3 separate regions of the Mus musculus genome follow, and all the other regions are linked to region 3. The links are chromatin loops, found by intact Hi-C in ENCODE. Cell type or tissue: heart. All regions are shown on one strand. Region 1 holds the start of Las1l (LAS1-like (S. cerevisiae)). Region 2 holds the start of Msn (moesin). Region 3 has its middle 61 kb from the start of F630028O10Rik.

Region 1 (8,000 bases), 220 kb before region 3:
ATTTATTTTGCTGCTTGGGTGAGCTGTTTCTTTCCTCAGATTGCCGGCTCCCTGAGGGCAGGCATTCGACTGTTACTCTTTTGTGTCCCTAGCCAGTGGCATAGTCAGGCTCCTCACTTTCACTGGGCCACTGCAAACTAGCAGAGCCAGCCAAGCCCACGGAAATGCAAGTAAGGAGAAATAAGGGAGCAATCCTCTTTAAAACCGGACATTCAACCGTCCAGTCAAAACCTTTCCGGTATGGACTCCACTCCAACAGCACAAGAAATAATCCTGAGACTCGACAAATGGATTGCATGACATTCTTTAAGTTTCTGCACATCAAAGAAAATAACAGAGCAAAGAGATAGCACAGCTTAGAAAATTCGAGAAAAATATCTGCCAAGTGTATATCATACAGATCATTAGTAATAAAGAATCCAAAAAAATTAAACAATAAAACATCACCTAATCAATAAATGTACTAATATATAGTTCCCAAAGAAACATGCATGGTCAATAAATATTTGAAATAGTGCTTAACAGCCTTAGTCATTAAGGAAATACCAATTAGCGGGGCGTGGTGGCACACACCTTTAATTCCAGCACTTGGGAGGCAGAGGCAGGTGGATTTCTGAGTTTGAGGCCAGCCTGGTCTACAGAGTGAGTTCCAGGACAGCTGGGGCTACACAGAGAAACCCTGACTTGAAAAAAACAAACAAACAAAAAACAAAAAAACAAAAAAGGAAATACCAATTAAACTTTTTCAAGATTTGATCTCAGCCCAGTCAAGATTGGTATTATTAAAAAAAAATAAGCAACAGTAAATGCTGGTATGGTATATTCAGGTATTGAAGATCAGTATGTGAAGCAAACAAAATAAGCCAGGCTCAGACTCAGAAAGACAAGTGTTTCAAAATTTTTCTCACATGCAGAATCTAGATGTAAATTTGTATATGTGTGTATATATGTTTAGGGCAAAGAATAGAGAAAGAGGAGTGTGGGCAAGGGAGGAAGGGGGCTAACGAAAGGGACAAGGAGAGCAAGGAAAGCTAATGGAGTGTGACATGCACACAACAGGAAGGGTTATTTGAAAGAGGGTGGATAGGAGTGGAAAGCAGAGAAGGGCAAATAAAAAACAACTATAGCAGTAATATATGTACACGTGCCCTCGTGGAACATACTATTTCATGAGTTAACAACCACCAAAAACTTGAAAGCTAAGGGCCTAAAGCTTCTACTGGCTTATCTGGTAGTGATGAGCTAAACTGGTTGATTTGCATACCTTACCCCATGACCTACTTAGGAAGCCCTCCTAGAAAAAGAGAATGAGCAATGCAACCTTTCGCACATACCTCCTGAGCCAGGTATTTGAGGGGAAGGTTAGAACATTTTGTCTTCCTCTCTGAGATAAGATTCACAAACCTGGGTTGGGAGAGACATAAGTGGCATAGTCCAAAAAACTGTTTTACTCAAAATTCCTTATGAAGTACCTTTCTACTGACTTCCCCATTCTTATGCTTGGTGTCAGCCAGAGCAGGGATAGTCCCTACCCACCCCAACATTTACTAAGGGAAACAACACAGACAAATAAGACACTTCTGGTCTTGGCAAATTTGGTCTAGAATAATCATGACATATGTAGAACACAATATGCTGTAGATGTCAGAATAAATGACTACATGAAATAATATGGGGAACACAGATAAGTGACAGAAACAGAGGACAAAGGGAGAGACATCCAAACAGATTGAACAAGGCTTTGTCACATGAGAAAACTCAGTAGTAGCCCTCCCCCCAACATGTATGAAATATTCTGAATTTCATACCTCCTACACATTCTAGAAGGGAAGGAAGAACAGAAGAGAAAAAACTTTCTGGAAAAGGGAAAGAGGGTTGTGTGGACAAGACATACCTGTGAACAAGACATAGTCATGGCCACGTTAAAAAAACAAAAACAAAAACAAAACTCAGAGGTTGATTCACCCACAAAGGCCCATCCGTGGCTTTTTGTTTCAGGTAGTACCCGAATCCATGTTTACCAGTTCCCAAAGCCAACACCCCAGTCTTACCCTGTGCAGGTCTTACCTGACCAATGCCATGCCATAGAGCAGTCTAAGTTCATCAGTGCCCAAGGTACCGGCTGCATCGATGAGCTTGCATCTTACCAGGTCAGCAGTAGAAGCCACTGCCAGGGGCAGTTCGTTGCCTAACCTAAAGGGCCACAGCACCATCATAAAAATCAGTACATTGTTCTATCCTCTACCAGAGAAGCTTGGTCGTTGTACTATACACCCCCCACCCCCCCCCTACATACTGAAAAGTGCACGGAGATACAAAACCCTGTGGAAAAGACGGGGTCAAGTCCCCGGGATCCAACAATAATAAAGGAATTGAGAAGCTGGCTGGGGTGAACAGGACATCAACAGTTGTGTGGACACAGTCCGTTTTCTCCCCGCTCAAATTATTTAGGTATGGGAACCCCAAATCTCTATATCCCGCCCCCATCAAACGAACTGAGCCTTCTCAATCCTGAATCTAACCTAAACGGTGACAGTCCAATCCCTAACTGGAACCAGAAAGCCACCCTAACATATCAACCTACTCTTTTAGTCCCGGGCTCAGGTTCCCTCTATTTTGGACATAAAACTTAAACCTCACAGACACAAAAATATTATTGGAACGTACGCCCTGTTTTCCTTCGACGAGTACAGGAGCATGGCTGCAACTTTTCCCCAGGCACTTAGGAGAGAGGCACCATAAGGCAATTTCAGGGAAGGCTATAGAAGATGTGGCCGTAGGGGAATTCGACCAAGGAAGGAGTGAGGCACCACCAGCGCCCAGGCAGGAGGGTTGACCCGGCCGCCTTACCTGCTCCTCCATACTGTAATTCGGTTCAGCGCATACTGCTGCAACTTGTGATCATCGCAGAACAGATAAACCGTCACTTGCTCCCACTCAGCCCTGCTGAGCCAAGAGACGACGATACCCCTGGCACTCGGCGACTCAGGCTGGTTCTCTTTGAAGGACTGCCCGTCCCACGCACGCCACACGCGATCCATGCCCTGGGAGCCAAGAGCAGGTCTCCGCCCGGATTCCCAACCTCAACTGAAGTGCGCAGCATGCTGCGCTACACACTGCCCTTGCTCCAAACGGCACACCATTAGCCAATTGGAGAATATGACCCCGACGTCAGCCCGCCTCTCAACGTGACTGTAGCCAATAGGAACGTGGGACACAGGTCTGACGTGCGGAATTCTGGCACCGCTCGCTGCCGGAAGCGTTCATTCACAAAGCCGCCTACCCAGAAACACAGTCCTTTCAGCTTCTAGGTTCCCATAATTTCCTGTCTTGTTGAGCGTCGTCTGTCCCAGCGTGTATGGACTTTAAGGAGAAAAACAAAAACAAAACAAAACAAAGCTTTGCGCCCCTTGGCGGTCTACGGAAGAATTGCTCTCGATTACAGTACTTAGGGTGCTTTCAAGGTTCTTTTTTTTTTTTTTTTTTTTTTGGTTTTTGGCTTTAAGATTTGGTAGAACAAAATCGGCTTTCTTGACAAGTACTGAGTAAATTAATAGCAGCATGTTAGGAGGAAGGAAAGAGAACAGTGTGAGAAGGGTCAGAACCAGTAAAAGATGATAATAGGGGCAGGAAGTTAATATGAGCAAAGTACATGCGTGAAAATGTCATAACGGAACCCACTATCTTATATGTTAAATAGCGGTAAGAGCACTGACTGCTCTTCCGAAGGTCCTGAGTCCAAATCCCAGCAACCACATGGTGGCTCACAACCATCTGTAATGGGATCTGATGTCCTCTTCTGGGGCGTCTGAAGACAGCTACAGTGTACTTATTTATAATAATAGTAAATAAATCTTTGGGCCGAACTGAGCAGGGACTGAGAGAGCAGGGCTGACCTGGGGGAGCAGGGACTGAGCTCGCGGAGTTGATTGGAGCAAGCGAGGTCTAGAGGAGCAAGCAGGTTGACTGGAGCGAGCACAGGTCCTAAATTCAATTCCGAACAATCAGATGAAGGCTCACAACTATATGTACAGCTACAGTGTGTACTCATATACATAAAATAAATAAATAAATAAATAAATAAATAAATAAATAAATCTTTTTTAAAATAAAAGCATTACTAAGAAATATGTAAGCTGATAGATGCCCGTTGCACAGTGATTTAAGGCCTGAATGACTGGAATTAGAATTATCTTGAGAGTATAGAATCAGGGTTCTAGTCTTACCTTTCCTTTGCCACTATCAATGTGACCTTGGACAAGTCTCTGCCCCTTTCCTGAGGTTATTAGTCTAGACTCCAGTTATCTACCACATCCCTGTGCAAATGCTTTCAGTTAATACTCTTTCCCTTGCTTTCATATGACTCCCCATAACACTCATGAATGACTTTCATGTTTATCTCCCACTACAAAGCCATCTATTGTGTTGTTCTTTAAGTATTCTCCCTATGACGATAGCCTAAATAAAATAATTCTTCTAGTTGACCTGTGCATTTTGTCATTTTACTGAAGTTGGTTTTGTCTTTATTAATTTACCAGTGAGGACACTGAAGCTCAGCCCTGTGGCCTCGTATGGGACTGCTAAGAAAGGAGGTAAATGAGCCAGAGGTGGTTCCATTGTTCAAATGGCAGAAGACTGGAGTGCAGATCACCTGTTAACTCCAGTGCCACAGACACCAAACACCAATGGCTTCATCTGGCACCTGGATTCATATAACATACCCCAACACAAATACATATAATTAAAAACTCTAAAGAATTAAGAAAACATGTTTTCTTAAGTTATGTGTAACTCTAAGGCTAGTCTCAGTTTAAAATTCTCAGATACGGAGCTGTGTTCTCCCTGTTTACACTACTTAAGACCATGAGAACTATAAAAACAAGAGACCCCAGTGTTTAATACACTATCCCCAACAGTTATCCCCACTATGTTTCATATTTATCAGATGGTTCCTAAACAAAGGCATTACTGTGGTGTTTCTTGGATTTTCTTTTTGATATCAAGGTTTAGTTTATGTGTCTGAGTGTTTGTTTGCATATATATCTGGGTACCAAGTGTGTGCTGGTGCCCACGGCTGTTCCTGCCTCTCTTAATCTCTGCCTCTGCCTGTGCATTTCTTTTTTGTTTTGGTTTGGTTTTGTCTTTGTTTTTTTTTCTTTTTTTCAAAAACAATTTTTATTAGATATTTTCTTCATTTACATTTCAAATGCAATCCCGAAAGTTCCCTATACCCTCCCCACGCCCTGCCTGTGCATTTTGAACTCTCTCCTTATAGCACTGCCTCCCCACCCCTGCAGCTTCCCCTCTGCCTCTTTGCCTCCACCTCCTCTCCACCCTGTCTCTCTGCCTTTTCACCCCTGCCTCTCTAAGTCTCCCCTCTGCCGCTTTGCTTCTCCCTCTGCCAGTGCTTGCCTGCCTCTACTGTTTCTCTGCCCCTCGGGCTCTACCTCTTCCACTTCACCCCTCTGAACCTCTGCCTGTCACTCAGCCTGTACATTTCTGCCTCTGCCTCTCTGCATCCATGCTCCTTCGCTCCTCTGCCTCCATATCTCTGCCTCTCCCTGTACTACTCTGTGTCTCCCACTCTGCCTCTTCCTGTCTACAAATGCTTTTGCTGCTCTGCCTCTGCCCCTCGACCTCTTTGCCTTCTCCAATCACCTCTTCCCCTCTCCTCTGACTTTTTGCCTCATTACCTGACTCTGCCTTCCTGCTTCTACTGACCTGGACCAGGAAGTTGTTCTTGAGTAAAGGTCTCTGAGGGGAAGGAGCAGGAAATAAAGGTAAGAGAAAATTTGGGATCAGGAGGTCTTGCTCAAGCCAGTTTCCTAAGCCACACAACTTCATACTTACTGTTGGCAGGAGAGAGGGATAGTCAAGGTCCCCAGAAAGCTAAACGATACAATGATGACAAAGAGAACACGGCATGCCCAGATCCCAGAAACTGCAACTCTGACTCCTTTGAGGCCCTGCCCCCAGGCCCAGAAAGGACCCTGCCAAGTAGGCCCCTTGTCTTTTCATCAGGACCTGAGAGAGCCATGGATGGGCCTGGCTCCCAGCAGGTTTCCTTATTTTTTTTAAGCTAGATGAGCTCTTAGTGTTTCATTGTCTAAGAGACCCTTGACACCCCTTAAATTAACAAATCCCTCCTAATATTATTTTTCTTTTTTAAAAAAATGATTTATTTATGTGAGTACACTGTTGTTCTCTTCAGACACATTAGAGGAGGACATCTGATGCCATTATAGATGGTTGTGAGCCACCATATGGTTGCTGGAAAGTGAACTCAAGACCTCTGGAAGAGCAGTCGGTGCTCTTAACCACTGAGCCATCTCTCCAACCCCGCCTCCTAATATTTTCAAAGAAATCACTAACACAAGTAATCAGTATACACGTGCACGTACACACACACACACACACACACACACACACCACATAGCATGTCTGGGTGTGTGTTGGAGCTTGCTCCACCTGCTAATTTATGTATGTATGTGTGAAATGTTTGGAGTCTGCTTGTTGGACCCTTGCTCTAACCATTCCATGTGTGAATGTGTATATATCTGTGTATACGCACACACACACACACACAATTGCTGGATGGAAGGAGCAATGCACCAACCCATCAACCCACCATATACGTAAATCTTACACATACACATAGTTGATGAGTGTTTCAACCCTCATACTTTATTCTTTCTTCCATAGCTTATACATCCCAACAAAATCTTTCAAGCAATATACAATTACAATGTGCTGAGGTTTTAGTTTTCTTCTAGTAAATGGTTATGAAAATACAATGGGTTTTCCAATACCTTTACAAGAAATAACATTAGATAGTACAGGTAAAGAAAACAAATTATTCCCCCAAAGCCACATACATTCGTAACTAAGCAACTTGTTATAGATTAACAAAGTGTGAGTAAGCAAGGGAGTTTGCTCAGCCAGTTTCTCTTACTGGCAGGATGCAATTTGTGGTTACAAAGAAAAGAGTAGTTATTTTATTATTTATCTTTAAAGTAATATTGTGAGAATCTTAAAAGAATCACAAATCTAAACTTTTATATGAAAAGCAGTCATATCTATCATAAATCCTTAAAATACATATCTATTCATCAGCAATTCTTATACTGTATCAGGAAGCTGAGGGCAAAACTGAGAATAAGAAGTCAATTACCACCAGTCCAGCCTCAGTGAGAGTCACGTCAGCCAGTGCTGCCATTGTTCCCTGACCTTTAGGTCCCTAGCATAACTAATATGAGTGTGCCTTTCTGAACTTCAGATTGTTTCCTAAGATTATTTTATATCAGCCAGTATCAAAAATATCTCAACCTAGTTTCACCAACAACTTTATTTTTCCAAATGTTTTCTAAGAATCGTGGTAACTGCTGACAATCTGCATCTCTAAGTTCTTTCCTAGGGTGGTGATAGAATCATTAATCTGCTCCAGCAGCAGTGCCTGAAAGAGACCAAACATTTGTACTGTGAGTGCCAGAGATACTGCCCAGTGAGGGGCTGGAAGCCCCCTTAAAGTTTTCATACAGTTCTTAGATGAAGAGGGATATGAGGGCAGCAAGCAGAGCAGAACTCTGTAACAGCATAAAGTCCTCAGGGCACGTGGTCCTTGGGGCTTTACCACACCAAGGCTCACCCATGTGACTGTGGTAACCTGTGAGCCAAATTCCATGAGTTCTAAAGCCATTTGCCATTCCTCCTACATGGCCCTGGGCACCTAAGTTATCTTCATCCAGGCCAGGTGGCCACCTCTAAGACAAGTCGACAAGCACCTTAGGTCATCCATTCAGAGGCACAGAATTCTTTAGAACCATGGCATGGGAATTCCATTCTGGAAACCAGGGCACAGGATTCTCATTGCATACTTGGACACATCCATCCAATGGGGTAACTTGTGAATGATTAGAGACTGGAAAACTAAATTGATGGGCGAACTGATGATGTTTAGAAAACTCTCCTGTACCCCAAAGACAAGTTTTTTGGATCACTTG
Region 2 (8,000 bases), 82 kb before region 3:
GTACACACACCACATCCACTCATCTACTCCCCTTAAATACATGCACAAAGAACATCTGGCTAACATGTCAAGGAGCTGAGCAAACTACTTTAAAAGGGAGGCATAGGAATCCAAGTGGAGTGGAAAAGGATGCCAAACAGTGGAGGAAGGTTGAAGAGTGAAGGAAAAGAGGCAGGGAAATGGGTGAGGTTGAATGTAGGGAAGGAGACATTGCAATAGTATAAGTGCAAATTTTGGTGATCAGAACCATGGAACTGTGATAAGTTTTTTTAGCTAGACTAGCCAGGCTGATTCATGCTAAAGTCTACCACAAGATTTCTTGCTGATCCTGGAGCTCACTAAGTCTCCAGGTTGGTTGGCTGGCCAAAAGCTTCTGGAATCTACTTGTCTCTGTCCCATCCTTATCCTCATATACCTCCTTGCCAGTCTTTTAGGTGGATGGTGACATTCGAAGTCAAGCCCTCATGCTTATTGTGTAATAAGTTTACCAATGGACCCAACTCTCCAGCCCCTAAATCTCCTTGCTCAATCTCCCGTCCCTTCACCGTGATGTCTCCAGCTTTCTTGGACACTGGATCTAGAATGTTCCTCCTCGTGACCCTACCTTGCTTTACTGTTTAATAACACACTTGCCTAGCATTCCTTGAATGTTAGGAATTTAGCACATCTAAAAATCCCAAATCTGTTCATGTTCCCTATTCCCCCCAAGGGAGCCAATCTATGTGTGGATGTCCAGACTTTATTTCTATGTCTTTTTCTCCTCACAGACTGGCATAAGCCAGATCATTTCTAAACTTAATTGTAGGGATTAATATGGTCAGATCACATATGACCATAATAAGAGGTTGGATGGGGGGATAGAATAGAAGTATCGATCATGTAAACATGGAATGGCATACAAAAAGGCAGGAATAAGATGAATAATATCCCTGTCTATAGTGAAGAACAGCAAAACACCACAGCTGCCTCTGCTTTGCACTGAAGATAGACTATTTCAAGTCTAACATCCCAGTAATATCCAGTTGCTTGACCACAGTAACCATTGCTACTTTAAGCAGCTTCTGTGTGGTGAAGTGGGAAGGTGGGGTATTACTTCACTGGTTCTCCCCCCACCTCGCCCTGATTTTAACCATCATTTTTTGGTACTTTTACTATTTGCAATCTCTCATTCTCTAGGTCTAAGCCTCCTACTTCCTTCACTCTTCTACTTTCCCACACCCTAGGGCATCCTTTTCTCTCCACTTGGCTTCCTATGCCTCCCTTAGCTTTTTAGTGGTTTGCTCAGCTCCTTAACATGCTACCCAGCTTTCCTTTCTGCATGTGATTGCAGGGAGTAAACGGGAGGATGTGGCATGGCTGGGGATGTGCACACACACATAGGGGTTAGGGAATTACATACTGGGGATTTCCACGTTCCAGAAAGTTGAACTAGTCTGCAGTGGACTTATTTTAGGTATTTATTTTAGTGCCAAGATCTTTTAGGCTCTAGGTGAACATGAATGAAGAAATCAGTGAGTTCCTTTAAATTTGGGAGGTTGAATTGGGTGGAGGGTCCATGGGCCATGGCAGTATCAAGGATTGATTGGCTACCATGTCTACTCCTGCTACTGAAGTCTTCTGAAAGGTGCTATTTTTCCTTGAGGCAAATACTTGGGTTTTGACAGAGAACGTTCTTTTTCCCCCCCCCACCTGTCAATGAACTGCGGTATCAGTGACAGAAATAGAGGCATGTTGGCTCATGAGTGTAAATGCAAGACTTTATACAACCTTTATGTTGTAGGCTACTGAATAGGCTACTTCTTTCTCCTCTTTTTGTAATGTTTGGATGGGAAAGAACCTTGGAAACCCTGTAGTTTGGTCATTGTTAAGGAAGGGGAAACTCAATACTAGAGGGGGGAAGGGAATTACCCAAGAAAGTGCAGAGGACACAGGCTGAGTTCATGATGAAACAATGATCTGAAGCCTGGTGAGTGTTGAGGTGTCCTTTCCACTATTCTGTGTTTGACTCTCCATCACTGAGGTATATGGTAATTTACTTCATGAAAGACACACAACCCATGCTCCTGCACAGTTGCCAGAACTGGAGGGCATATATCACCCGAGAGTCTTATACTCTTATCAAAAAGTGAATGTCTGCCTGGTATTGTCTGAGCACTAAGGTGGTAGAAACAGGAGGACTGGGAATGCAAGTCAACTGGCTGCTGTTAGTGCGCTGTGTCAAAGCAAGTGAATGTATAGAACCGGTGTCAGACATCTGCAATCTAGTTGAGGTAGTAGGATTATGAGTTCAAGACAAACCTAAGCCAGTGTCTTAGAACTGAGAGTTCAAGACAAACCTAAGCTAAATAATGAGTTTAGAGCCAGCTCTGGTGACAGACAAAACAAATCCAAAATGTTGGGGAAGGACTAAGGAAAAGACCAAGACACTGATGTGAGGAGAGTGGGAATTGGAGGACTGAAAGTGAACATAGAAGACAGATAATTGGAAAAGGATCCCAGTTCTGGAGAAAATGAAATAAATAAATAATAAACAAACAAACAAACAAACAAACAAATAAATACAAGGTCGAAGGAAATGTCACAGGTTAAATGAGTCCTCTAGAAGGGAGTGAACTGTTGAGGAGGAGCTGAAGTTTAGCCCAGAAGTTTCCTGAGGAGTAGCAGAACTCTCAGGAGCTGCTATGGACAGCAGAGGATTTGTTGTGGTCCCAGGGAACTTAGGTGTGGCATGATTGGAGGTCACAGAGAAAAAGAGGAGTTCAAATGTCCACAAGCGGGAACTTTCTAACCAACAAGGCTTCCTAGAGAGGGAACTCAGCAGTTCTACTAGGCAACGGGTTCCCAACATTGGTAACTCATGGTTCAGGGCTGAAAAGCATCTGCTAGGGTGTGGCCCCCCAGTCAAGCTCTGGCTCAGACTGGGGGCGGAGTCAGATGGTCGAAACTTGGAGGGAGGGGGGCAGTGAGGAAAGGTGGGAGGGGGCAGAGTGGGCACTAGTGGGGAGTGGGAGTCCTTGGGGAGTTTTGGCCCCGAGCCTGGCCCCCCACGTGGCCAGAGTAGCCTCTCTGGGCTGGGCCGGGCTGGGCGGGGCGATGCCCGAAGCCGCGGGCAGGCTGGCGGGAGGGCGGGGAGAGGCGCGGAAGCCCGGCCACATAAAGGAGCGAGCAGCGCAACGGGGGCGGCTCTTTCCTGGGTGGGGTTTGTAAAGTCGTGGCCCGTTAGCAGGAAGCGGAGCAGTCGCCCAACGCTAGAGTGGGACCCAATCTGAGCACCCGGTTCTCCGGAGTCCTTGCCGAAGTGTACTGCGCGCTCAGAGCAGCCCGACAGTTTCCAGCCAAACTTCACCAACTCCTCTGCCCTTGCCGCCACCATGCCGAAGACGGTGAGTGCCGACAACTAGCGCGGTCGGCCCTGGGGGCTCCAAGCTTGACCCTTGCCACTTTATGGCTTCGGGCTTGGTTGCTCACAGGCCTGCCGGGGATGCTGGGCTGTCCACTAAGGCCCTAGGAAGGAGAAGATAGTGGAGCCCTAATTTGAGCGCTCTAGAGGGTGACAGGGTGTACAAACTAGAAGTGTGGATAAGGAGGAGCCAGCCTTTCTCGGGTTCCAGTTCCCCGCCTCTGGGATGAGACAGTGGAAACTCTTTGAGGGACTGGATCAATCCCCTATTCTAAAGGGTCGTTGGGAACTGGGGAAACGACTTTACTTTTGAGAACATTTCCCCGGCCCAGGAATTGGCGCCTTTCTGTAGCAAAGCTATCACTGTCTCAGAAGAGCCCCCAAGCTTACAGAGAAGCGGGGAGGAGAGAGGAAGTTGCCCAGGGCGGATCCCGCACACCCATCCACCTTTCCCATAACCGCCCCTCTTCTACCCCACTTCTGCTCTGTCCCCTTCCACCGCGTCTTAGCCCCAACTGCTTTCCCCAGGGAAATGAAGATTTGTGAAGGGTCTCATCAACTGGGTTACTTTACCCAGGGGTACAAACACTTCATTAGGCACAAGTCTGTGGAGGGGCCCACACAACCCACTGGAAGACAGGGCAGGTTTCTCTTCCTCTATTAAATCCCTGTCAGACATAGTGCCTCTCTATCCCCTCAGGACCGTTTTGTGAGGTATAGGTTTTCTCCTGTGGGGGCCACACCTATCTAGTGTGGTGGTTGATTTGAGATCTGGTCTCCACCCCACTGGCTGTTGCTCGCAGAAGCCTCCAGGGAGTGAGGCCTAGGGGGGCCGGATGCCCAGTAGGGAGGGGTGGGGGAGGGGTATGTGCTTGACTAATGAGCTCTGCTTGCTTTTGTGCAAGTCACGCCAGGTCCTTGCTCATGAAGGCCCTATGACCACCGTGAATTATGTTTCTTAGGTAATGGGGCTTGCTGGGCTCCCATGTTGTATATTGCTAGCCTACCCATCTCTCTAGTACTGCCTGAGCCTGGTAGAACTGAGACAGTGACTAGGATGCTGGAGAAGGGATGAGGGTGCCTCGGAAGAGAGGAGAGTGAATAGATACAGGAGGTCTTTGTGTCTATATTGAAGTTTCCTTGCTACCCTTACTGTATTCTAGCTACACTGCCTAATCGTCCTTGCCTTCTCAGAACTCTGTTCTTAAGAAATACCAAGGTGGGGTTTTTTTTTGGGGGGGTTCTTTTCTTTTTTTTATTTTTTATTTTTTGAGAGAGTCTCCTGGTCTTATATAAAAGTATACTTTGTGAAAGTATATACATATGTGAAATTACAATTTGCTCCCCTCCTCCACTGCCCTCCTGTCGCCTCCTTCACCCCAAGACTTCCGTTCGGCAGGCAGGTTTCCTTCCTCCCCTCAGTTGTCTTCCCTTCTGTTTTCTTATCACATGTATTCCATTTCGGGGCTTTTTACTTGGGCAGGATCTTACCCTATAACCTAGGCTGGCATGGGACTCCCGATGTAATGTAGGTGGCTTTCAGATTTTTTTTTTTTTTTTTTTTGCCAGTCTTCCTGCTTCAGCCTCCACAGTGCTGAGATTACAGGCTTGAGCCATCATGCCTGGCTTGTTCATTTGTTTTGATAGAGGGTTTGATTCTAGCCAAGGCTGGTTTGAACTCACATTGTAGCCTGAGATATACTTAAAAACTCTTTTGGAAGTAGTTCTTCTCAAGTGCAGGGATTGTAGCCACCACTAAACCCGGCTTCCACTCCTTCTGTACCGTGTACTCAACCATTTCTAAATTATGAAAGATACGAAATAGTAGTGTAAAATCAGATTTCTTCGTTTGTGTTAGAGAAAGTCAGTTTCGCTGTTAAAGCTAATTTGTTCTAGCAGGCAGCCTACTTTAAATATGTTGAAATACACCTTTTTTGGACTGTCTCTGGTTGCTAGTTCCCAAAGTCTGGTCTTTGATGTTTTTCAAGACAAGGTCCTATACTGTTGTAGCAGAGGTTGGTCTCCAGCTCCTAGCCATCTCAACAGAGCCCTCTGAGTGCTAAGATCACAGGCTCCCCTGTGACCAGCCCATCTATCCCTTCTGGAGAGAAGAGAATTTCTATTTAAAATGCTTTTCCTGGTGCTGGAGAGATTGCCCAACAAGGCACTCTCACAAGTTCTGATCTCAGTGCCCACATGACAGCTTGCAACTGTCTGTAATGCCAGTTCCAGGGAATCTGACTCTCTCTTTTGGTGTCCTTAAGTATCAGGCACAGTTTTCGTATACATGCATGCTGCCAAAACACTCATGAACATAAAATAAAAAAATAAATAAACCTTTTTTGGAGAAGGTCTTTCCCTCTCAATTCCACTTTCACTTTTTTTTTGTTTAATTTCAAAGATTTAGGAGATCCACTTGGATTACCTAAAAAAGAGATTATTAATTTTTCAAGATTTTGAGTTTTTTATTTCAAACTTTATGATTTATTGTTACAATTTATTTATTTATTTATTTAACTGGTTTGATGAAACAGGGTCTCATAAATCCCAGGCTAGGCTTGAACTTCTAATCCTCTTGCTTCCACCACCTAAATGCTGGGATTTGTTGTCATACTACCAAGAACGACTCTTCCCGTTGTCTAGATTGAAACTGGCTATAGAGGAGGACGGACCCGGCCATGAGTGATGTTGCATACCAACAGGAAGGCTACAACTTGGGGTTAGGTCTTTTTTTGAGGGGGAGGTATCAGTCTTGGAAAACCTGTTTGGTTTACTGGGATTTAGCAAGTCAGGGGAAAAAGTGGTCAGTGCTTATTGGATAGTATCATCCATGATAGACAGAGCCCAGCTCCTTTGAAGTATTTGAAAACTTCTGGCCCCGCATTCAGCTAAACTTTAACAGGGGCTGTATGAACTGTTGATTTTCCTGCCATTCCTAGCATTGCTTGAGCCACTGAAGTGGCACTAAAGTGGTACTTGACTAATAGGGGGCAGAATTTCAGGCTTCTAACCCTTGAACCAGCCCTGTCTGTAGACTTGAGGGTGGGGCAAAGGATCAGGAATGAAGGTTGTGTGGGAGGCTTCTGCCTCTGTCTGCTGCGCTGCCACCCCCTCCATCCCCCCTTCTCTCTCTACTTTTTGGAAACAATTTCTTGTTGTGTAGCCCTCAGGGCCCTATAAAATACCTTTTTTTTTTTTTTAAACAAACAAACTCACAGCAATCCTCTTGACTCTGCTTCAGAATTTCTGGAATTACAGGTGTGAACTACCTCCTGAGGGTGTTTTGTTTTGTTTGTTTTGAGACAGAGTCATGCTGTGCAGTGCAAATTAGCCTTGATTCCAGGCAATCCTATTTCTGCCTCACCAATTATGAAATTATATAGCCTCTCTACACACACACACACACACACACACACACACACACACACACACACACCAGTGGACATCAAAGGGCAAGTTTCAGGAGTCAGTTCTCTTCACTATGGCATCTGTGAATAAAGTGGTCAGCTTTGGCTGGTAAGTGGGTGACCCTCTGAGCCATCTTGGAAGTCACTTGATTTATTGTTTGTGACTGAGTCTCATGTTGCCCAATTTGGATTTGAACTAGATATATAGGCAAGGATGACCTTGAACTCTGTATCTTTCTACCTCAGCCTCCCTCATACTAGCATAACAGATGAGTGTTACCTTGTCTATCTTCTCTCCAGTCTTGATTTTCCAATTTGCTGAACCCTTTGTGAAAGTGTAGATAGTAGAGAACAGAACCGGTACCATCTTGGGGATTTCATTTATACTTATTCATGGAAAATCTCTTGCACAGAGAGGGAAAAGTCAAGGCACAAAATAGCCTCTACTTTCATCTTGGGAGGAAGGTTGCTCTGTCAGTCAGTGATGGGGTGGTATTGACTACTGCATTATTCTCTAAGTGCCTGTAATGGCAGCCTGTAAGGGAAGTGTTGCCAGGCATGGTAGCTCATGCCTGTAATTGTAGCACTTGGGAGGATAGAAGATTGTAGTGAGTTTGAGGCCAGCTTGAGCTATATAGAGTAAGGCTGTCTAACTCCCTCCCCCCAAAAACCCTAACAGTACCCCCCAAAAAGAAAAACAACATAAAAATAGGTGGTGCCTTTTCTTTGGACTGTTACTGTAATCCAACTGCTTTATGAGATTGTGGAAGTGGAAGGGACATTTAGAGGTCATTTAGTCTTTCCCCATGCTTCCAAATCTAATTCTCTATGGATGAGAAGTGATGACAGCTACAATTATTCTGAACTCTGTTCTAATAGTGTTGCTTAGCAACAGTCTTTCTTAGGTTCCATTGTATATTCCTGGGAGTCTACCCCTACCCCCACTGGAATTTCTAGACTCAGGGTCCCTGGAGGGGGAGATCTGGCTCCCAGCAGTACTGTCAGGGTTGGGCTTTTCATGGCCATACAGGCTCTGATCGTCCAAGATAGATCCTGACTCTGTATGATCTTTGAAAGATAGAACTGAGTTTATCATTTGCTTCTTTCTTAACTTACAATCTTTTCTGCTACCCTGCCTCATTCTTCTGTCCCTAAAGAGGGAAAACAAACAAACTAGCAGTACAAAGGTGGTC
Region 3 (8,000 bases):
TCAACTAGAAAAAATTTATTATTTGAAAATTCTATAGCGAAACCTACTATTTTATACTACTTTGAAAGTAAAAGTAAATATGAAATGTTTCATGTTGCAAGAATGCCAGTCTAGCAGCAACTTGATACCATACGGGGAAACAAAGAATACTCATAAATTATGTAACAAACGACAGTACAAATCCATTATTTCTTCTTTTGTTTGTTTGATCACAGGCAGCAGCCTATAAAATTCAGGTGTAGGAAAGGACTTTGTGAAGAAGACTCCATTTGATCAGGGATTAAGGCCAATGGTTGACAAGTGGGAACTCAAAACTAAAAAGTTTCTGTACAGATAGGGAAACAATCTATTGGAGAGGAATCCTACAGAGTGGGAGGAAATCATTGCCAGATATACTGCTGACAGAAGATTAATATCCCGAATATGCAGAGAACTCACAAAACAAAGAATTGAGGAAACAAATAGCCCATTTTTTAAAAAAATGGGCTAGGCATCTAAACAGAGAGTTCTCAATAGAAGAAATAAAAATAAAAATGGTTAAGGACTACATCAAAAGTTGTTCACTATCCTTGGCAATTAGCAAACCGGAGATTAAAACAACTTTGAGATTTCATCTCACTCCAACCAGAATGGCTCAGATTAACTGTTTTTACTCCCTAGCTATTGTGAAGGGCAGAAATGAACATGGTTAAGCAAGTATCTGTGGAGACAGATGACATCCTTTACATATGTTCCAAGGAGTCGTATTGGTGGGTCAAATGGTAAATTCATTTTTATTTTTATTTTGTAGATGTGGTTTAAGGGAGAGAGGATTTCTGTTGGTCAGATTGCAAATTGGTGTGTCAATCTGCATATTAGTGTGGATAATCAGAAAATAAAAGTAAAAATGAATTCACCATTTGACCCACCAATACGACTCCTTGGAACATATGTAAAGGATGTCATCTGTCTCCACAGATACTTGCTTAACCATTTTCATTTCTGCCCTTCACAATAGCTAGGGAGTAAAAACAGTCTAAATGTCCTTCAAAAGATAAATGGTTAGTGGAGGTGTGGTACATACACACAATGGAATACTATTCTGGGAAGAAACGTGAAATCATGAAATGTGCATGTAAATGGATGGACTTAGAAAATAATATGCTGAGTGAGATAACACAGATCCAGAAAGACAAATGCTGCATGTTCTCTCTCATCTCTGGTTCTCATCCTCAAATCTCCAGATGCGAGTATAGTACATGGGATGACCAAAGAAAGCTGGAAGTATGAGGGGACCATACACGGGGAAGGGTTGGGAGGAGAATAGCAGGATACAGGTGATATGAGGTAGGAAATGGAAAAACCCTGAGGAGTATTCTAATTGGGTACCAGGGAGAGAGGTCCATACAGATGGAAGAGCAAGAAGGGGGAAATATCAGCAAAGTTGCTTGATAAAGCCTCAAGGAATCTTTTTAAAAATATTTGTGTAAAATCATACACAAAACATTTATGCATACACACAAGTTATGCAGCTAGGGCCGACAATGCTCGCCATAAGAACCATAGACTAATAAGAACCCCAGAATAATGCACAAGCAATCTCTTTTAGAATAGTTGGTTAAGCAGTCCAAGAGACACCCCAAAGAATACAGACTGACTTGGCTGGCTATCAGAGCCTGAAGGTAAACTATTGTTGAAGACGCTGCACATTTAGGACACTGGATTCAGATGATTGGAGTTGGATAAAACCTGAAAGCCTCCTTCTTGCAGTCTAGCTTTAGTAGTTTCAGAAAAAAATATGTGTAAACTGCCAAGGGAGGGAAGCTGTGACAGCTATGAAGCACAACCATGATCAGCATGGCAAAGTAGACAGACAGATACAGTAAGTGGTGCTCACATGGTGGTTCCAGCTAGTACTAGAAACCTAGTACTATTTACCATCCTGGAACTAGAAACCTAGCCATCTTTCTGGTCATAGACATTACAAGAGAATCTATTACTATCACTTTGCTAGATTAGCATAGTTCCTAAGTACATTCTAAATCTCATGCTTACAAAATCAGTGTAGCTACCACCCCTCATCAAAGAAGTTTCTCTTCACAGACAATGGAGACCATCACAGAAAACTGCAAATGGACACAATGCAGAGAGATCAGCAGATAATGGAAATTGCAGCCTCAGTGTGTACATCTACATTATAGTTTGTGCATATATGGTTCATGGAACTTCACGGAAGAAAGGTCAGAAAGATTGTAAAAGTCAGAATACCAGGAAATCCACCACAAAATGGTCTCTCATAGAAATGACTGTATCAAAAAGATCTGAACGTTGGCATATTAATCGATATGCTAACACTGAAGGGGGGCTATCTTATGGTGGGTCCCACCTCTGAACAAGGAGCTACAGGCAACTGCTGATTGCTAAGAATGTGTTAGCCCTTCTCAGAAATGAGCCCCGTGCCTAGCAAACACGGAAGTGGATGCTCACAGTCAGCTAATGGATGGATCACAGGGCTCCCAACGGAGGAGCTAGAGAAAGTACCCAAGGAGCTAAAGGGATCTGCAACCCTATAGGTGGAACAACAATATGAACTAACCAGTACCCTGGAGCTCTTGACTCTAGCTGCATATGTATCAAAAGATGGCCTAGTCGGCCATCACTGGAAAGAGAGGCCCATTGGACTTGCAAACTTTATATGCCCCAGTACAGGGGAACGCCAGGGCCAAAAAGGGGGAGTGGGTGGGTAGGGGATTGTGGGGGGGAGGGTATGGGGGACTTTTGGGATAGCATTGGAAATGTAAATGAGGAAAATACCTAAAAAAAAAAAGAAATGAGTCCCGTAATTGGTTGTCCAAAATAAGTGAACAGATTTGAAACCATATACACACAAACAAAAGTGGACCCAGCAGGTTTTATTTATACATTTGTGTACATGTGTGCATGTGTGCGCACGTACACACAAACACACACACACACACACACACACACACACACAGAGAGAGAGAGAGAGAGAGAGAGAGAGAGAGAGACAGAGACAGAGACAGAGACAGAGACAGAGACAGAGACAGAGAAAGAGGGAGGAGAGGGGGAGGGAGAGGGGAAGGAGAGGGAGTGAGAGAGGGGCTAGAGATATGACAGTAGTTAGAACATGGAAGGAGTTGGCAGGAGGGGGCTTGGGAAAGGCTGGGAGGAGGAAAGGAATGGGGAAAAGTGGAGTAAATAAAAGTAAATGCAAGAGAAAACAATTCTAAATTTATCTGACAAACAAGAAAAATATGTAAGATTTTATAGGCTACTGTACAAAATAAAACATTACACAAGTTTGCAAGTTTAAAAACTTAGGTGTACTAATGAAAACTACATAGGTGTAACGGTGATGAGAAAATAAAATATATTGATAAAATAGGTACAGAGCAAAATGTATAAATACATATTGCTATACTGTGTGCATCTATTCTCCACAAACCATTTATCTAGGTAATTTGCATAATTTGACAGACAACATAAGTATTTTGATGAGATTGATGTAAACAGAATTTGCTTAAAGTATATATATCTCTGGAAATATGCTTTCACAAGTCTACATGGACAAACTGGAAATATGTACATCAGCTACTATTCTCATTACTGCATTCAAATGTCTTACAAGAAGCAACTTAGAGGAGAGAGGATATTAGGATCATAGAATCTCGATGGAGGGGATGTGGGGGCTTGGGCTCCATCTAGTGGTCATGGACTGTAGAGTGATTTGCTACATCTCAACCTACCATGAATCAGAGATTACAGTTCAGAGTGGAGCCAGCTTTAATCCTCTATTCCTGTACCTGTATCCCTGTATCTGCAAGCTGGATCCCATGACCAAAGGATTCACCACATTCCCCAGCATCATTGTCCTCTAAAGTTCAAAGATATGGACCTACAGGGGACATTTTATGTTCAGTCCACCATATAGGGGAAACCACCACACAGACACTCAGTTTATCCTTTTCTCTCATAAATTTGGTGTCTCATATTTTTGTTGAAAGTATGCATGATACGAGATCTTTGCTGGATTTTATTAGACCTAGGATAGTGGTTTTGGTCATACCCAAATTATTTTCTAGGGTCTCTCTCTCTCTCTCTCTCTCTCTCTCTCTCTCTCTCTCTCTGTGTGTGTGTGTGTGTGTGTGTGATGTAAGATTACCTGGATGACTTCTTTTGTTTGTTTGGGTCAGAAGTACTCCTGAGAAGAACATCAGATTATCTTGTGGGTAAAATCAGCCTTTGTTTTTTTTAAATAGTATTTAATTTATGTTAATTTATTTTTATTTTATGTAAGTTGGTGTTATACCTGCATGTATGTCTGAATGGGGGAGTCAGATCCCCTGGAATAGGAGTTTCAGAGAGTTATGAGCTGCCATGTGGGTGCTGGGAATTGAACTTGGGTCCTCTGGAAGAGCAGCTAGTGCTCTTAACTGCTGAGTCATCTCTCCAGACCTCAGCTTGTTTTTTTATTCTATAGTAATTGATGGGAAATACCACCGAAAGCTGGGGTATGTGGTTGCCTTAGATTTTGTTTCTGCTCTAACTCAGTAAAGTCTACCTTCGCCATCACGATAAATTTCTATGTTCCTATATCTGTGAGATGTGTTGACAAAAGCAAACATAACAGGCTTGAAGTTGGGCCCTGCTTCCTCCAGGCCAGGATACATAGCTCCCATTATGATTTTGACAATTATGTTGTCAAAGAGCTGGTTCATATGAGGAAAGATTTTTTCTGAGAAGAGTATGAATATTCTTAAAGATATTCCTTGATTACATTTATCATTCATAGTAAGCTTAAAGCACATTCATAATTACTCTAGAATTATTCTGAGTAAATATGCAATCTATTGCTACTATATTTTCAAAGAGATAAACAAAAATAATGACTGCATTAGTAGTTAAAGACTGTAATCATGTTGTATGGGTATATATTTTACTTGAAAGGCTAAAAATACCCCACATAGATAATAAATAGAAATTACTTTGGCGTACTTGGGGAAATTTTGTATTGCTATGACTAATGCCCCAACAAAGAAAAATTACATGAATGGCTTAAATTATAGCCATTCTTTAAAAAAATAATATCCTTGTTAAAATGGAAAATACAAAAGGTAAGAAATAATTTTAGCCCAGGGAAGGATGTAGGGCAATCTAGCCTTATTAGTGGGAAAGAATTATGTATTCAGTCCAAACCAGTTACTGAATAACAAGGCAAACAGCACAAATTGACAATTTGTTCAAGATATGGCTGTCAGGAGATAGCATGATATACTCATAGGTGTTGTGAGATTTGGGGCAATGGGAGTTATAGGTAACCATGATTATTTTTTTTAGTCCTTCCTACCACCTTTTTGTGGATTTTAGAATTTCTATTATGCAAAAGACCTAGAAACAGGAAATCTAGTTACAATGGTTGTGAGCAGGTGGCTTGTCAGGAGGCTACATTTGCATACACAATTATACTCTTTGACTTAAAATTTGTACTTTGCTAGGGCAGCTTGAGGAAAGGCAGATGGACACTGTAGGTGAATAGAGTTTGATCTTGGAACATGGCTCCTAGCCTAGGAGAAACTACTTGAAACATGAACTGTTTATTGAATCCCACAGCAGGGTTGATTGAGAACACTTAGTATTTCATCCTCCACTCTACTCTCTGCATACTGCTTAACCAAGAAAGAGGTTTCTTTAATATATGACTAAGTACAAAATGTCTAATACTCTCAAGGTATACTTCAGATTTAAAATAAATATGACAAAAAGAAATGGGTAGTGGATAATGAAGAAACACATAACTGGTCAAAGTGGTGAAAGTGACTGTGAGAGTCCAGCCATAGTTGAAACATCTACATGATACTTCTTCCACCTAAGGGAACATTATGAAAGAAGGAGTCAAAAGAATGTAAGTAACATCTGGAGGACAAGGAAGAAAGTTCTGAAATGTTGTTCTCTGAATGCAACATGGCTGTACGTACATTGCACCTCTGTGGTTTCCTGTAGAAGACTTGCACTAGATCAAGCCAATAAGAACTCCAGCATTGATAGGAGGGTGGGCTTCTGAAGTGCCACTTCTAGCTGAGGAGCTATTGTCAGTTGATTGCAGTTGGGAAAGGGATTGCTACTTTTATTTTAGAATATGGCTGATAGTAGGTTGGCCACGCTTCATGGACAGCTCCACATCTGTGTGCAAATGGCCAGCACTCATCAGATTCATTGGGTTATTTATTGGATTCACTGGGTTATTTTTAAAGGAGGATATGGAAGTGGGAGGGAGATGTGTTGGAGTAGGGAAGAGTTTGGAAGGGAAGGTGAGAATAGATTATGATCAAAACATCATATATCAGGATGTACTGTATGATGGAAAAATAAATATTAAAAAAGAGAAAAATGCATCATACATATGGGTGAAATGTTCAAAGGACAAATAAAATATTTGTCAAAAAATATGTAGCAGGGCCAATGAAATGGTTCAGTGTGTAAACATGCCTGTTGTAAAGTCCAGTGAACTGCATTTGATCCCCGCAGTTCACATGGTGGAAATCTACTCCTCCATGTTGTCCTCTGACACCCACATCTACATGTCCATCCACACACACCTGTAACCCCTACATCAACACCACAACATACATAGCTGTTGAAGATGTTTGCATTTGAATTCATCATGAATGATTTTGTGTGTGTGTGTGTGAGAGAGAGAGAGAGAGAGAGAGAGAGAGAGAGAGAGAGAGGGAGGCTACTTAGTGGGTGTATTGGTATTAGCAAGAGGGAAAGAAGTGGCTGTGCTGATAATGGGGATTGGAAATCCCTAGTTTGCTCTCCTAGGTTCCATTCTTCCTCACTGCGGAAAAAGAAAACAACATCCACACATTCAAGCCTGTTTTTCTTTCAGATTGAATGTATTCCTTCTTTTCATTCAGCTACCATGCTATATATAACCATTACTCACCTTACCCTTGCGCATTACCTGCTATTTTACAAGAAGCAAGTCATACGTAATATTTCTTTACTGTCTCTTAAGAATTATCCTCATTTACAGATGAGAAGTTAAGGCACAGGGAAGTAAGGTATCCTATCCAATATAAAAACTCATCAGTGATTATGTTGACATTTTAGCCACCTTCTAGCTGGGTATGCTTTCTCACATGTCATTGGTTTAAAGTAAACTGTATATAATCATGCCAACAAGAAAATGTAGATCACTGTGTCAGAGGTTATTCTTTAATATAAGGGTTTGTAATGCAGCCTTGAATGAACTATGTAGCTCAGGGTCACCTCAAACTCATGATCCACTTTGCCCCAGTTTTCTGAGTTTATAGGATTATAGGCATATACCAGTACATGCACCTAGGGACTCTTTCATGTTAACTAATTTAAAATTTACAACAATTCCAGATGGCAGAAAGCAGTGTTGTTCCCATTACAAGATAAGGAAAACAAACTGGTAAATAGATTGCTTAAACTAACACAGCTTCAAAATCGCAAGAACGGAGATATGAAATCAGGGACCCCTGGAGACTGTTTTTTTTTGGGGGGGGGGAGGGTTGCAGGGCGGTGTTTGAGCAAGCATTTCTCTGTGTAGTGTTGGTTGTTCTGGAACTTGCTCTATAGACTAGGCTGGCCTCAAACTCAAGCATCTTCCAATCTCTGTCTCGAGAATGCTGTGATAAAAGGCATGTGCAACCACACCTGGCTTAAAGACTTGGTCTTAAACTGCTATTCAATATTATATTTTGTGGTCCATCTCAGTTTCCTGAAAATTCTGAACTAGGTGTCTGGAGTGCAAACAACTGGTTTCCAGAGCACATTCTGTCTTCTGTCACTGGTAAGGTTTTTACCTTTTCTACTCTGGGCCTGTTTCCGTCTCCAGGAAATAGAAACCTTAGACCTTAGAATTCTGAAGTGCTTTCAGTAATAAATTGAACTGGAAAATTGTCAATACCTATTTAAAACAGAAAACAGCATTATTAAATGTGTTGAAAAGTGTTTTAGAAATAGCCATG

Evidence for each region. A loop is a pair of places that touch in the nucleus more often than their neighbours do. Peaks named below come from ENCODE experiments on the same cell type or tissue, not always from the same donor. Only the 100,000 strongest peaks of a DNase experiment are listed, where the experiment ranks them.
Region 1: a loop joins it to region 3, with 7 times the contacts of the local background. A loop is called at or near these places in 2 of 42 quality-filtered maps.
Region 2: a loop joins it to region 3, with 2.2 times the contacts of the local background. A loop is called at or near these places in 2 of 42 quality-filtered maps.

What each region holds. Positions count from the first base shown.
Region 1 is chrX:95,953,808-95,961,807 of GRCm38, forward strand. Las1l (LAS1-like (S. cerevisiae)) reads right to left here and starts at 3,167. Exons shown (of 13, transcript NM_152822.3): 1 at 2,851-3,167; 2 at 2,068-2,193; 3 at 1,335-1,404. The coding sequence starts at 3,041. In heart, a CTCF peak has its summit at 3,419; a DNase peak (open chromatin) is centred at 3,194; H3K4me3 peaks cover 2,088 bases; H3K27ac peaks cover 534 bases.
Region 2 is chrX:96,092,861-96,100,860 of GRCm38, forward strand. It overlaps Msn (moesin), which reads left to right and starts at 3,185. Exons shown (of 13, transcript NM_010833.2): 1 at 3,185-3,383. The coding sequence starts at 3,372. In heart, no CTCF peak of the experiment used is centred here; DNase peaks (open chromatin) are centred at 3,171, 3,821 and 4,201; H3K4me3 peaks cover 3,284 bases; H3K27ac peaks cover 2,323 bases.
Region 3 is chrX:96,174,934-96,182,933 of GRCm38, forward strand. No RefSeq gene overlaps it. Among named protein-coding and RNA genes, the nearest start is that of F630028O10Rik, 61 kb to the right of the region's middle. In heart, a CTCF peak has its summit at 3,693 (motif pointing left); no DNase peak of the experiment used is centred here.